Regions from separate parts of the Homo sapiens genome. Here region 1 is linked to region 2. Evidence: chromatin contacts called from ENCODE Hi-C or POLR2A ChIA-PET data. All regions are on one chromosome and are shown on one strand. Each heading gives the region's core, a stretch centred on a gene start or an enhancer-like site at or near the end of the contact. The rest is flanking DNA. Distances are from core to core; before and after follow the strand shown. Region 1 holds the start of DARS2 (aspartyl-tRNA synthetase 2, mitochondrial). Region 2 holds the start of MGST3 (microsomal glutathione S-transferase 3).

What was found. Hi-C counts contacts between places; a loop is a spot of excess contacts on that map. ChIA-PET counts read pairs that join two places held with the same protein, here RNA polymerase II (POLR2A). Pooled maps may share reads with other maps.
Region 1: a map of naive thymus-derived CD4-positive, alpha-beta T cell shows a loop between it and region 2 (22-fold over the local background). The contact joins the promoter of DARS2 here to the promoter of MGST3 in region 2. A Hi-C loop is called at or near these places in 1 of 168 maps with a recorded cell type or tissue (naive thymus-derived CD4-positive, alpha-beta T cell) and 2 of 50 pooled maps. POLR2A ChIA-PET finds 5 or more read pairs at or near these places in 1 of 52 experiments (OCI-LY7).

Annotation. Positions count from the first base shown.
Region 1 is chr1:173,821,328-173,827,644 of GRCh38, forward strand. It overlaps DARS2 (aspartyl-tRNA synthetase 2, mitochondrial), which reads left to right and starts at 3,346. Exons shown (of 17, transcript NM_018122.5): 1 at 3,346-4,029; 2 at 5,360-5,459. The coding sequence starts at 3,903. CENPL (centromere protein L) reads right to left here and starts at 3,556. Exons shown (of 6, transcript NM_001387287.1): 1 at 2,885-3,556; 2 at 2,599-2,692. RefSeq lists enhancers at 2,833-3,072, 3,050-3,568, 3,303-3,862, 3,569-4,086, 4,728-5,241.
Region 2 is chr1:165,626,706-165,632,794 of GRCh38, forward strand. It overlaps MGST3 (microsomal glutathione S-transferase 3), which reads left to right and starts at 4,529. Exons shown (of 6, transcript NM_004528.4): 1 at 4,529-4,588. RefSeq lists enhancers at 3,450-3,980, 5,034-5,203 and a silencer at 4,364-4,603.

The sequences.
Region 1 (6,317 bases), core at 2,096-4,595, 8.2 Mb after region 2:
TCTAACTCTGCAATGAGTGCACTTAGCTACTTCTTTCACGTTGCCTTTTAAACAGGGATCAATTATGAGGCAACATAAGCCCTGCTGAATTTGACTCCTTAAAAGAGAAATGCTATGAATCCCAAAAAGATTTTAAAGTCTAGGTGACTTTAAAAAGTCTAGCAATAAATGTAGGTGAGAAAAAGACTATCAGCACTAAGAGGGATGGTTTTGAAAAAACATGTCAATTGTGTATTTAATGTTAACGTAAAATAGCCCAATCCACGAATTAAAGATTAGCAAATGATTTATACTTATTTTACCTTCTCATCTCACACTCAAGAATGTGTAATTTTTGCCCAGCACAATAATCCAGAGGTTATTAATATACCTTGGCTCAATATATTACTGTCCCAATACTCTTCCTTCCAATCGGAAGCAAAGAGGTCCTCTTACTTGTATCTCCCCTGGACACCATCTCCTTTGTGTACTTCAGCCTTTTTTTTTTTTTTTTTTTTTTTTGAGACAGGGTCTCACTCTGTTGTCCAGGCTGGAGTGCAGTGGCCTGATATCACTGCAGCCTCCACCTGCTGGGCTCAGGCGATCCTCCCACCTCAGCCTCTCGAGTAGCTAGGACTACAAGCGTGCACCACCACAACCAGGCTGTACTTCACATCTCTATCATCTTTAATCACTCCTATACAGGATCCTTTTCTTTCACTGCCAAGCATATTCTAGTATTTCTAACATTAAAAATTTGTGTTTAAATCCAATTCGTCTCATTCCTTCTGAGACCAATCTCCTGGAAACGTCGTCTACACCTATTGCCTCCAGTTACTAATAAATATTTTACTAGAAATCTTCAGCAATCTCTTTCTTCCATCTATCACTACAAAGAAACTGTACTTTCGAAGATCATTGTTTTTGCCAAAACCATGGCCAAATACTTTGTTCATCAAGTTTGTTCATCCTTACTCCTCTAAACTTTCTGGGACCTTGTTTCCTCTGACATTCCATTTTTTAGGGGCTTTTCTCCTCCTTACTTTTTATAGTTCCAATTTATTTACTGATTCTTTTTTTTTCCTCATGTTCCAATAGTAGGTGGCCCCAGATTCTGAAAATCATTCATTCTACATAGGAAAATAATCATTCTATATGACTCCTAAATCTCTGTCTTCAGACCATTACAGCTGCAACCCAGTCCTGCATTTCCAACCTCCGTCAAACTCATTAAGTTCAAAACTAATCATCGCTTCACATCTTATTCAATCTTTCTTTGCCAACTACTGTACTCTGTTTTGCTCAGTAATAATTCCATTCTTCCTTTTCATTTTCTTTCCCCACTAAAAAAACTTTCATCATCTTTTACTCTTCCTTCAACATCACCTTTACATCTAAAAAGTTAACTTTGTTAACTTTATCATCAAATTCTCACATATTTCTTTTTTGAAGACAGAGTCTCACTCTGTCTCCCAGGCTGGAGTGCAGTGGTGCAATCTTGGCTCACTGCAACCTCCACCTCCCAGGTTCAAGTGATTCTCCTGCCTCAGCCTCCCCAGTAGCTGGGACTACAGGTATGCACCAACACGCCTGGCTAATTTTTGTATTTTTTGGTAGAGATGGGGTTTCTCCATGTTGGCCAGGCTGGTCTTGAACTCCTGACCTCAGGTGATCCGCCTGCCTTGGCCTCCCAAAGTGCTGGATTACAGGCATAAGCCACCACACCTGGCCTCTGACATATTTCTTAAAAAGATATACACTTGTCCTCTTAGATGTGGGCTTCACTTTCATTCTCAATTATAGCTACTTATCTTGTTCCCAATCTTAGCCCCTTTCCCTAATCCATCATCAGTCTTTCATTGTCACCACTTTTATCATTACCTTGCTTGAGATCCCATAACAGTTCCCACACATCTATATGAAGTCAAATCAGAATTCCTGTCTGGCTTTCAAGGCACTACTGTATTTGATCTTATTATCTGATCCTATCCAGGTTCATTTTCTACTACTTCAGTTCTTCCCCAAGATCCATCGACATTAGCCTTTCCAAAATCCAACATTCTGCATACACTTCCTCTAAGGTTTTGTATACAACATTGGGGGGTGGGGGGATGGGAGTGAAGAAAGTTCCAGTAGACAATTCTTTAAGAGGTTAAATGACAGCCCTATACCCAAACATGCACCCCCTACTCTAGACAGATGATCACTCTACTGTTCTCCCTGCCTTTTTATTCACCTTATCGCCAATTAAAAACACTTCTCTACTCCCGTTTGTCTCAGTAAATCTTATCCATTTTCCATGTGCCATCTCCTCAGAAGTTTTCCTGAGCTTGGCAGGGCTAGTTCTCTTGACAATTCCACTTGCAGTTGTGGTTCACAGCACACAAGTAAAGCTTTGTTGTTTCTCTTGTGATTAGTCCGTGAAGGGGCTCTGACTTGATCACTTTTCTACATTGCCACCAATACCTAAATCCAACCGCCCCAATGCCAATACTTAGCCAGTGTTAAGCACGTAGTGTTTAAACACACCTCAACACGCAAGTATTGTAAGATAATGACCACACAACAGGGCAAATACAAAGTTAAAGCAGGTCCGGGACCAATACAAAGCATCTTTACCAATAAAATGCCGTGATGACGCTGTCACCCATTCCGGATTCACGAATCATTCTTCAAAAGTCCGGCTCCAAAACTATGTGGAGACTGAAATCCCCTGAAGAAAAAAAAAAAAAACCGCCAAAATGACAGCTAAGACAGAGGCCAGACTAACCCCTGGCCCTCCCAAATTCCCTCTCGCTCCACAAGTGGGTTCACAAGAGACACAAACGCACCCAGGAAGACCTCCGCTCCCTCAGACGCGGGGCGGGCCCTGCGACTTCACTCTGGGAGGGACATTTCCGCTCACCCAGCTCTGCGACCCTCGCTCCTGCGGAGTCAGCTTCTGCTCGCGGAGGGGGAAGGGCAAAAGGACAGTGCGTCCCAACCCGTCCCTCTCCAGCTGAGCCTGTCAGAGACCAGCCCAGCTCTGAAATCAAGCCGTTGAGAAAAGGGAATTCGGCCCTCCGCCGCCTCTTCAGTTTAAAATCGTTTCCCGACTCGCTCTGCGGCCCCACGCAGGAAGCCTCCTTGGCGCCTCGCCGATTCCGTATCAGTGAAGCAACTAAAATTGCCATTTTAACTGAGGGCAAGGCCGAGCCACTTAACCACTATCGTCAACCTTTCCAATCGTGCTCGGTTGCTCCTCAGTTTTCCTACCGGTGCGAAGCTTTCTCTCAAATTTCCGCCCGTAGTAGGCATGGCGGCGGCACCTCACCACTGATTCGTTGAATTCCTTCCCGGTAATCTTGGGCACTAGCGGGCGGAGTTGAAGGGCGCTTGGACCCCAGCGGCGATCTGTGTTTGGGTTCGCGCTCTGGGAGAATTTTGGCTTTGCTCGCCTTCCTCTTTCAGAAGACTCGAAATCGGCCAGCAGGTCTGCGAGATTTGAAACGCGACTGTTACTCCTTGTTTTCCGGTTCTGGCCGCGGGAGCCTCTCGAGAAGCGTGGAAAGAGGAGAAGGGCGTATACCTTGTGACCGCCTCTGGTTGTCTTGGGCTCGCGCCTGGCGCCGCTACGTGGAGTCGCTCTCTCGTCGTCACTTTTGGCTGCCGACTTGTTGAGTAGAAGTGCAGACTGATGCTTTAAGACTCAGGGAGAGGTCTTTCCCTTATCTCCACCCCAGCAAGCACCCCAGAGACCTTGGAGATTTGTCTTGTTTCTAGACACGTGTACTCCAATGTTGTGCGGAGGAGGCCTTAAATATTCGAGAAGAGAGTGGGAACTCCTGGAATTTTAAGGGATTTCTGTGTATTTCCAAAACTGACTTTTAACTACCGGCAGCGTGGGATTTCGTGATTGTTTTTCGCCATCGTGTGGCTCCAACATGTACTTCCCTTCTTGGTTAAGTCAGCTGTACAGGGGTTTATCCAGACCCATCAGAAGGACCACCCAACCGATCTGGGGTTCTCTCTACAGAAGTCTGTTGCAGAGTTCACAGAGGAGAATTCCAGGTGAAAATAGCGAAGAGATCTATCCTATGAACAGTACTTCAGCCTGTTATCTACGGCCGGAGAGCTTTTATTCCATTTTTCATTTTTTCCCCCATTATTATTATTATTATTATTATTATTATTATTATTTGAGACGGAGTCTCGCTCTGCTGCCCAGGCTAGAGTGAAGTGGCGCGATCTCCGCTCACTGCAAGCTCCGCCTCCCGGGTTCACGCCATTCTCCTGCCTCAGCCTCCCGAGTAGCTGGGACTACAGGCGCCCGCGACCACGCCCGGCTAATTTTTCTGTATTTTTGGTAGAGCCGGGGTTTCACTGTGTTAGCCAGGATGGTCTCGATCTCCTGACCTCGTGATCCACCCGCCTCCGCCTCCCATAGTGCTGGGATTACAGGCGTGAGCCACCGCGCCCGGCTTTTCCCCTGTTCTTAACTGGATAGCCTTATGTGTAGAAGCGAAATTCACTCTCATTATATTCATTATACGGCAGTTTTTTTTCCCTGAGTTTTTAGAAAGACCACAAAAAGGTAACCACGTAATATATAGAATACTCTGCTTTTGGTTGATGCCTTAAAAAAATCCTTCTTCGGCCGGGCGCGGTGGCTCACGTCGTTAATCCCAGCACTTTGGGAGGTCGAGGAGGGCGGATCACGAGGTCAGGAGATCGAGACCATCCTGGCTAACACGGTGAAACCCCGTCTCTACTAAAAATAAAAAAAAAATTAGCCGGGCGTGGTGGCGGGCGCCTGTAGTCCCCGCTGCTGGGGAGGCCGAGGCAGGAGAATGGCGTGAACCTCGGAGGCGGAGCTTGCAGTGAGCCGAGATCGCGCCACTGCACTCCAGCCTGGGCGACAGAGCGAGACTCCATCTCAAAAAAAAAAAAAAATCATTTTTCACAGAATTATAATAGTGTTTTCTAGTGTACAAGTGGCTGTTAAACACTAGATTCATACTAAAGCTAAATAGTTCCTACACCGTCCATTTCTGCAGTTTCTAAAATCCTATTTCATTTGAGGAAGAAATGTGCAATATTAAGAATTGGGTAATTAGGATTTTAGGTCAATGCAAATGCTAGAAGATCAAAAAAATTTTGATTTCCTAACACAAGACAGAAATTTACATTCAGTTATTCACTTGGCTTTTGACACATTTGCAGGTAAATTTAATAGTGAATGAATTAAATTACATACTCTGACTTATTTTATTTTATAAATTTCCCCTGTAGCCCTGACATACCTAAGATATATTTTGAGAATTTTCATTTTTAAGCAACCTGCAAGTGATGTATTTTTAATCTTGCCTTTTAAAGTTTCTTTTTTTTTTTTTTTTTAAAGAATTCAGTAGCTTTGTTGTCCGGACCAACACATGTGGAGAGTTGCGTTCGTCTCACTTAGGCCAAGAAGTCACCTTGTGTGGATGGATTCAGTACCGAAGGTAAATTGAGAAAGACAGTCTAAGAATGCATGGTGGTGGTTTTCCCAGGGCAATTCCAAACCTTTACTAATTTACAACCAGTCCGAAGAATAAAACGTTTTGCAACTCCTGCAGGATTAAGAACTTACTGAATTTTCAACTTTGTTTTAGTTTTGAAAGACCCAAGTGTCATTCTCAGTAGACATTTTGAAAGACCCAAATGTCATTCTCAGTAGGTACATCTCAGTAACATCTGTTGAAGGGTATAACAACGAAGCTTGATCCACCAGTGGACTGAAATGATACTGGGCTTACTAAGACTGAAGAGTTCCTATAACCAGTAATTAAAAATGGGCCAGCCTCCTATAAACCAGCTGTTAAACTCCAATAGCATGGGGGAAAAGCTCATCTTATTCCATGTAGGTAGAGAAGAAGCCTAGAAACATAAACAGTGATTCCTTAAGATCAGAGCCCATTTTTTGTTGTTGTTCATCTCTCTATTCCAGAACATGCCTGAATAGAACATTAATTCACATGGAAGAGATTCAAAATACATAGGTTATATGACCTTCTTAAAGAATATGTCCCAGCCTGGCGTGTAAGCCTGTAATCCCAGCACTTTGGGAGGCCGAGGCGGGCGGATCACGAGGTTAGGAGTTCGAGACCAGCCCAGCCAATATGATGAAACCCCGTCTCTACTAAAAATACAAAAAAAGTTCGCCAGGCGGGGTGATGCTCGTCTGTAATTCTAGCTACTCAGGAGGCTGAGGAAGGAGAATTGCTTGAACCCAGAAGGCAGAGGTTGCAGTGAGCTGAGATTGCGCCACTGCACTCCACTCTGGGCAACAGAACGAGACTCCGTCTCAGGAAAAAAAAAAA
Region 2 (6,089 bases), core at 3,279-5,778:
TCCAGCTGATGTAATTACTCAGATTATTTCCTTTGCTGAAATATGTAAAGGTTTTATTGGAATGGTAATGAATGTGGCTTTGGACATGCTGTGTATGAGAATCCTGTAATATAGTAGGTGATTCTGCATGAAACAGAAACTGACTCTGGCTACCTTGCTGAATAGGATAATTCTTGGAAGGCTATCAGGGCTCACACAGTCACAGTTAGGCTGGAGGTACAGGCTTCATAAAAAGGCCAAGAAGTCAGAGAGTTCCAGATGGCTAGGCAACGGAAAGAAGTCACATATGTATTCATTTCACAAATAGCTACCGAGTGTCTGTGATGGTTAATACTGAGTGTCAACTTGACTGGATTGAAGGATGCAATATTGATCCTGGGTGTGCCTGTGAGGGTGTTGCCAAAGGAGATTAACATTTGAGTCAGTGGGCTGGGGAACGCAGACCCACCCTTAATTGGGTGGGCACCATCTAACCAGCTGCCAGTGAATATGAAGCAGGCAGAAAAATGTGAAGAGACGAGACAGGCCTAGCCGCCCAGTCTACATCTTTCTCCCCTGCTGGATGTTTCCTGCCCTTGAACATCGGACTCCAAGTTCTTCAGTTTTGGGACTCAGACTGGGTCTCCTCTCCTTGCTCCTCAGCTTGCAGCCAGCCTATTGTTGGACCTTGTGATCGTGTAAGTTAATACTTAATAAACTCCCCTAGTTCTGTCCCTCTAAGAGAACCCTGACTAATACAGTGTCTACTGTATGCCAGGCATTTAAGAGCAATAGGGATACAGCAATAAACAGACTATATCTCCATTTTCATGTAACTTACTACTGAGTAGGAAAGCCAGATAATAAAACAAATGTTAATTAAATCAAAAATACAAAAGGGTAGTAAATTTTACTTATTACCAAAAATGGTAGTAAATAAAACAAGGAAGGGGAATAAGGAGTTCCTTGAGAAGAGGGAGGCTGTAATTTTTAACGGAGTAATCAGAAAAGACTGAGAGAGATCTGGTCTTCCCACTGCTGCCACCATAATGAATGGAGATCTCCAAATGTCCCCATGTTGTTGTTAATTTCCTCAAGAATCGGAGGCCTGGGAGCAAGCATCTGATTGGCAAAGCTGAAGGCACATGCCCACCCCCTTAGTTCCTCTGAAGTGAGGGAGAGGGAGAATTGGCCTTTTAACTTTTTTACAGTAGGTACCTACTTTCAAACAACATATTTTAAAATAAGGGATTTTCCTTAAAAAAAGAAGGGCATTTTGACTCTAGACAACCAAAATATTCACAGAAACGGGGGAAATTGTTAAGGGAGAGTCAAAGAAACGACTCATAGAAGAATGAGGGGGAAAAATAGAGGCTAGCACTCTGGAGAGCCTTGAACACATTTTAAGAGGTAGGGAGACAAAAAGGGACCAGGAAAGGAGGCAACAAAGAAAACAATCATGACATAGCAATGTCTGAGAATCCAAGGATAGAGAGCGTTTACAAGGCAAATGGTGACCTTTGAGAGAGCAGTGTGAGATGACGTTTGGAAGCAGAAGCCAGATTGTAAATGGAGAAGGAATTAATGGTGACTGAAGTTAAGTACAGACTAACTTCTGAGCAAGTGTTACATATCCATAATTTATATTGTTGTAATAGTGTTGTGGAATCAGGAGGACCAGAGAGAGGCCTTGGGGTATATACATAAGGATATCTTTATTGAGTGCACTCAGACCCAGCAGACTTAACATCCAAAGACCGGGCCCAGAACAAAGACAGCACTTGACTTTTATACACACCTCAAAAAGGGGTGTGGACCAGCCTGAAGCCGGCTTACAGTGGCATGAAAGCAGGGATACAGAGGCAGGACAAAGACAGTTAATTAAACTGTAACAGGTTCATAACTCAGGATTACACATGACCATTGCTATGCAACCCAGATGTCCATTATCTAGGTTTGCCTAGTGCCTAGCACGGCTTATTCCATGACCTTCACTATAGCGTCCAGGTGGCCTGCTCAGACAGTTTATGACCTTCACTCTACTGCTTAGATAAAACAGAATACCTGAAGTCACCAGTTACAGAGAACAGGAATTTTCATAAACTCATACCATAAAACAAAGGAAAATTTGTTTTTCTTCTCCCTATGTGGAGGGAGTGCTGGGAGAGTCTCCAGAGCACATTCCTTTGTGTCCTGGCTCCTTAGATAGTATTATCAAGACTTTCCCTGGGTCTGGGCTGTGCCCATTGCTGCCTCTGGAACAAGTCAGCCTAATACAGGAAAACTTACTTCTCTTTTTAATTTTTTCTTTAACTTCCCACCTCAATAGGACTTGCAAAATATATTATCCTGAGACAAAAGGGCAGGACTTTTGTGTAGCACTTTGTCCTCACTTCACTTGAACTTCACAATAACTTTGTGAGAAAGGTCTTATTCCCCTTTAGAGAGATGGAAGAAAATGATATCCAATATCCAGTGTGGGAGAGGACTGTAACTCTCTTCCTGGAGTGCATCTTATTGACAGAGATCAAAACCTAGAAATTCCTCTGCAAAGGAATTCAGTGAAAAAAAGAAATCATAAGCACGTACACAGATTTATCTACAAGATTGTACACTGCAATAGGAAAGAAGTGAAAGCAAGCTAACTCCAGCAAGAGGATTGGTACATCCATGCTATGAAAAGACATGCACTGATTGCCAAATAATGTTGCAGCATGAACCGTTCAAGAAATGAAAAGCGTCCTACATGAAAAAAATACACTGAGTGCATGACAGGAGTTTTCTAGTCCACAACATACTTAGGTTCCCAGTTGCAAATCAATAAAGTGACACTCTGGTTTATGTATCAAAAGAAAAGAAAAAGAAATGAAAAGCAAAAAAAGGGTTTACATTTTATGAAGTGAACAGAGCAGACCACAAAACAGAATATACAGTATGATTCTATTGTGTGTGTATGTAATTTTTTTGTGGGCTTTTCTGTATCTCCGAAAATTCTAATATAAAGGAATACTGCTTTTGTAATAAGATTTTTAAAAGAAGGTCCTCAGTGGTTAAGTACTTGTCTGTGGTCAGAGATAACTGGCAAAGAAGAGGCCAAATTTTTTTTGAGACTGCAGTCTCCGGTGTAAAATGAGGGTGCAAGGTGCATCCCCGCTCCTGATTTTTGAATCATCCCTTCCACCACCTTGGAATGACTTCTTACGTAGAACAGCCAGCAAGTGGAGAAACTTGCCTCAATAATGCAAAACTGTCTCCCTAACTTACTTCCTTTCAATGTTCAAGCAAAACAAAGCCCTCTCTACATCCAACATGACAGAAACCCAACATGACAGAAAGTATGAGAATGGTTGGAAATTGCTGAAACAGCAACAGTAAAGATTTAATGAGCTCTCAAAGTACCTCTAGATGTGCAAATATGACAACCCAATAAAAAGAAACACACACATAACCTAGAGCCTTCAAAAATCTAGATTTCTGCCTTTCCACACCTTAACTTGGAATCATTCAGGTGGGTTCCTAAGCATTCTCTCGGAGGTGAGGAATCCTCCAAAGAGGAGACTCTAGGAGGGGCCCAGGTGTGGCAATCTTCAAAAGGATGAGGGATGTCCAGAGGAGAGGTGGCGGGAGGGTGCACTTAAAACACGCGAAAATTGGAAACGTGCCTTCTGCAGTCAGTTCCTTCGGATTTTCCGGCATTTAGAAGCCAGTTCTACTCCTTCAGCCCGACCGTATCTGCAGGTCTCACCCAAGACCAAGACCCCCGCCCCCACCCCTCCTCCACCCGGCCTCGAGCCCCGCCCCGGACGCTGGACCCGAGCGTAACGGGAGCAGGTGTTCACATCAAAGGTCTGGGTCGCGAAGGCAGAGACTCCATGTGCCGCAAAAAAAACTCCACGGACAATTGGGAGACTCCTTTCAAAAAAACAAAACTCCGGAGCCACGCGACTCCGCGCTCAGGGGGCGTGGGTACGGCCCACCACGAGGGCAGGGCTCGGCGCCAGCTCTCGGCAAAACTAACAATATTTGTTAGGCCCTAAACAAAAAGGCCCTAACAGCGATAAATCCATTCACTTCGGGAGTGTAGCAACCTGGGACACCAAGCGCCGCCCACGCCCCAGCTACGCGCCTCAGGGACACATCGATTGAGGCGCGGCTACTTTCGCGCACGCGCCTTGCATGCCCGTGCTTCGCCCTTACAGCAGAGCGCCTAAAACCGCTACGGTGGCTCTGCTGGGGACAAATTATTCACGTCCCACTGTTCTGCAAACCCAATCCGGGAGGTATGACCTGGCTGGGACAGTTTAGGAAGATGGCCACGAAGGCACCTGGGGGAGTAGATATATGTTTTTGAGAATGAGAGGAGTAAATCGCTGGACGACCATGAGCAGGAAGAAAATTAGGCCTCCACCTCCCAACCAGTGGCCCTGAGTTGGCAACTTAGACAGCGCGCGCCAGCGCCAGGAGCCCCGCCTTGGGGGCGTGGCCGCGCGCTGGTCGGCTGGGGCGGGGCCTGCTTCTGGCCTCATCTAGCCCCGCCCCAGGCGAGGGCGCCGCACCCACACCGCGCTGCGCAGTTTTGTTCTGCTCCAGCTGTTCGAAGGTGATCCAGGTGAGTGCTAGCACCTGCGGGCAGCCACGAGCACCGGGCCGCCGGGGGCACTTCAGCCTTTGCGCAGGGCACTCCCATATTTCAGCCTATGCGAGCTGAATAGAGACCCGCTGTCTCTAACCTCCCCCCACCCTTATCAGTAAATTAGCGATCTGAATTTCCACCCTCTCTGCTCTCCCCTTGCCTTGCATCTTTTCCCTGGTGGAGTGGGTTGGGAGCGTCTAAGCGAGGCCCGACCTATTTATGTGTAACTCAGGAAAATTCTCAAGGTCAACCCTTCCTCCATTCCTTCCTTTCCTCTCCTGCTGTCCCCGGGCTCTGCAGTCTGGGGGCACCTTTCTGCCTTCCGGAGACCACCCGACCTTGCCCTCTGCTGTTCCGGCGCAGAGGATGGCGAGCCGGACACTGCCGGGGGAGTGGTTGTGCAGGCCTGATCAGTAACACTGGTTTCAGAAGTGGCCTGTGAGCAATGCACCCGCTGCGGTGGGGATGTGTTGCTAGGGACGGTCGGGAGAGCCTCTGAAGGAATTGTGTTTGTTTTCCTCCTGCCTCTTAGAATCGTTTGTCCATTTGTACTGGGAAGGTGGTCATTTCCTACCGCTGACTTAGAGCAAGAGACGCCTCTAGGCGGGTGGGGGACTCTTCAGGTTCTTCCTTGGATTTCAGAAAATGCCCCTTCTTTATGTGGGGTGGCAGCACGGAGCCGTAGGGCTACAGTAGTGGGGCAGTTGCAGGGCGGTGGAAGGCGCTGGAGACTCCTTAGTGAGTCATTCCCCGAAGTTGTGGCTTCTGCTGATACTTTCCTTGAGAGTCACGAGTTTACAAGCTACATAATAGCGTCGGGGGCAAGTAAGTGTGGAAGACGAGGTAAAGGAAAAGCAGATACTAGGATGGGTAGAAGGAGAGGCAGGGGTTAGAACTTTAATTCCTTCCCTGGGGACAGGAGATGCCCTGGAGGGGAAGGCGCTTCCGGCTCTGCAGGTATGTGCTGTTGGGCCTAGGTGTGGTCCTGCGGAATTGCTGCAGATTTTAGATTGCTGGTGGGTAGGAGCTGCAGCGCTTCTCTTGGGAAATCTGTAGATCACCTGGAGCCAGCAGTTCTGGGAGGCACCCCAGGTTATTGGTCAGAGTTACAGGCTATATTTTATTTCAGTGAATTCAGAGAGCACATTGAGTCAGATCAAGAATGTTTATTCTCATAGGAGATGAATTTAAGGAGTTAAAACTAACATATAAAATAGAAACAAATACTTTCATCCCTGGGAAGACTTTCCGTTAAGCTTCCCTCCTGACACAATGTTACGGAAATAGAAAACTTTGTCAAGTGATTTTTTTTAACCAATGTTACTATATATAAATCTGCAGGGAGACTGTCGCCAACTATAGAAACTGCGCTACAGGGGCCTCCTTAGATTAAGGAACAAAACTGGAGAAGGGCAGCCTTCCGCTTTATTTAGATTTCTTCCTGTTGGCTTAGAGTTCTGAAAAGACACAATCCTGG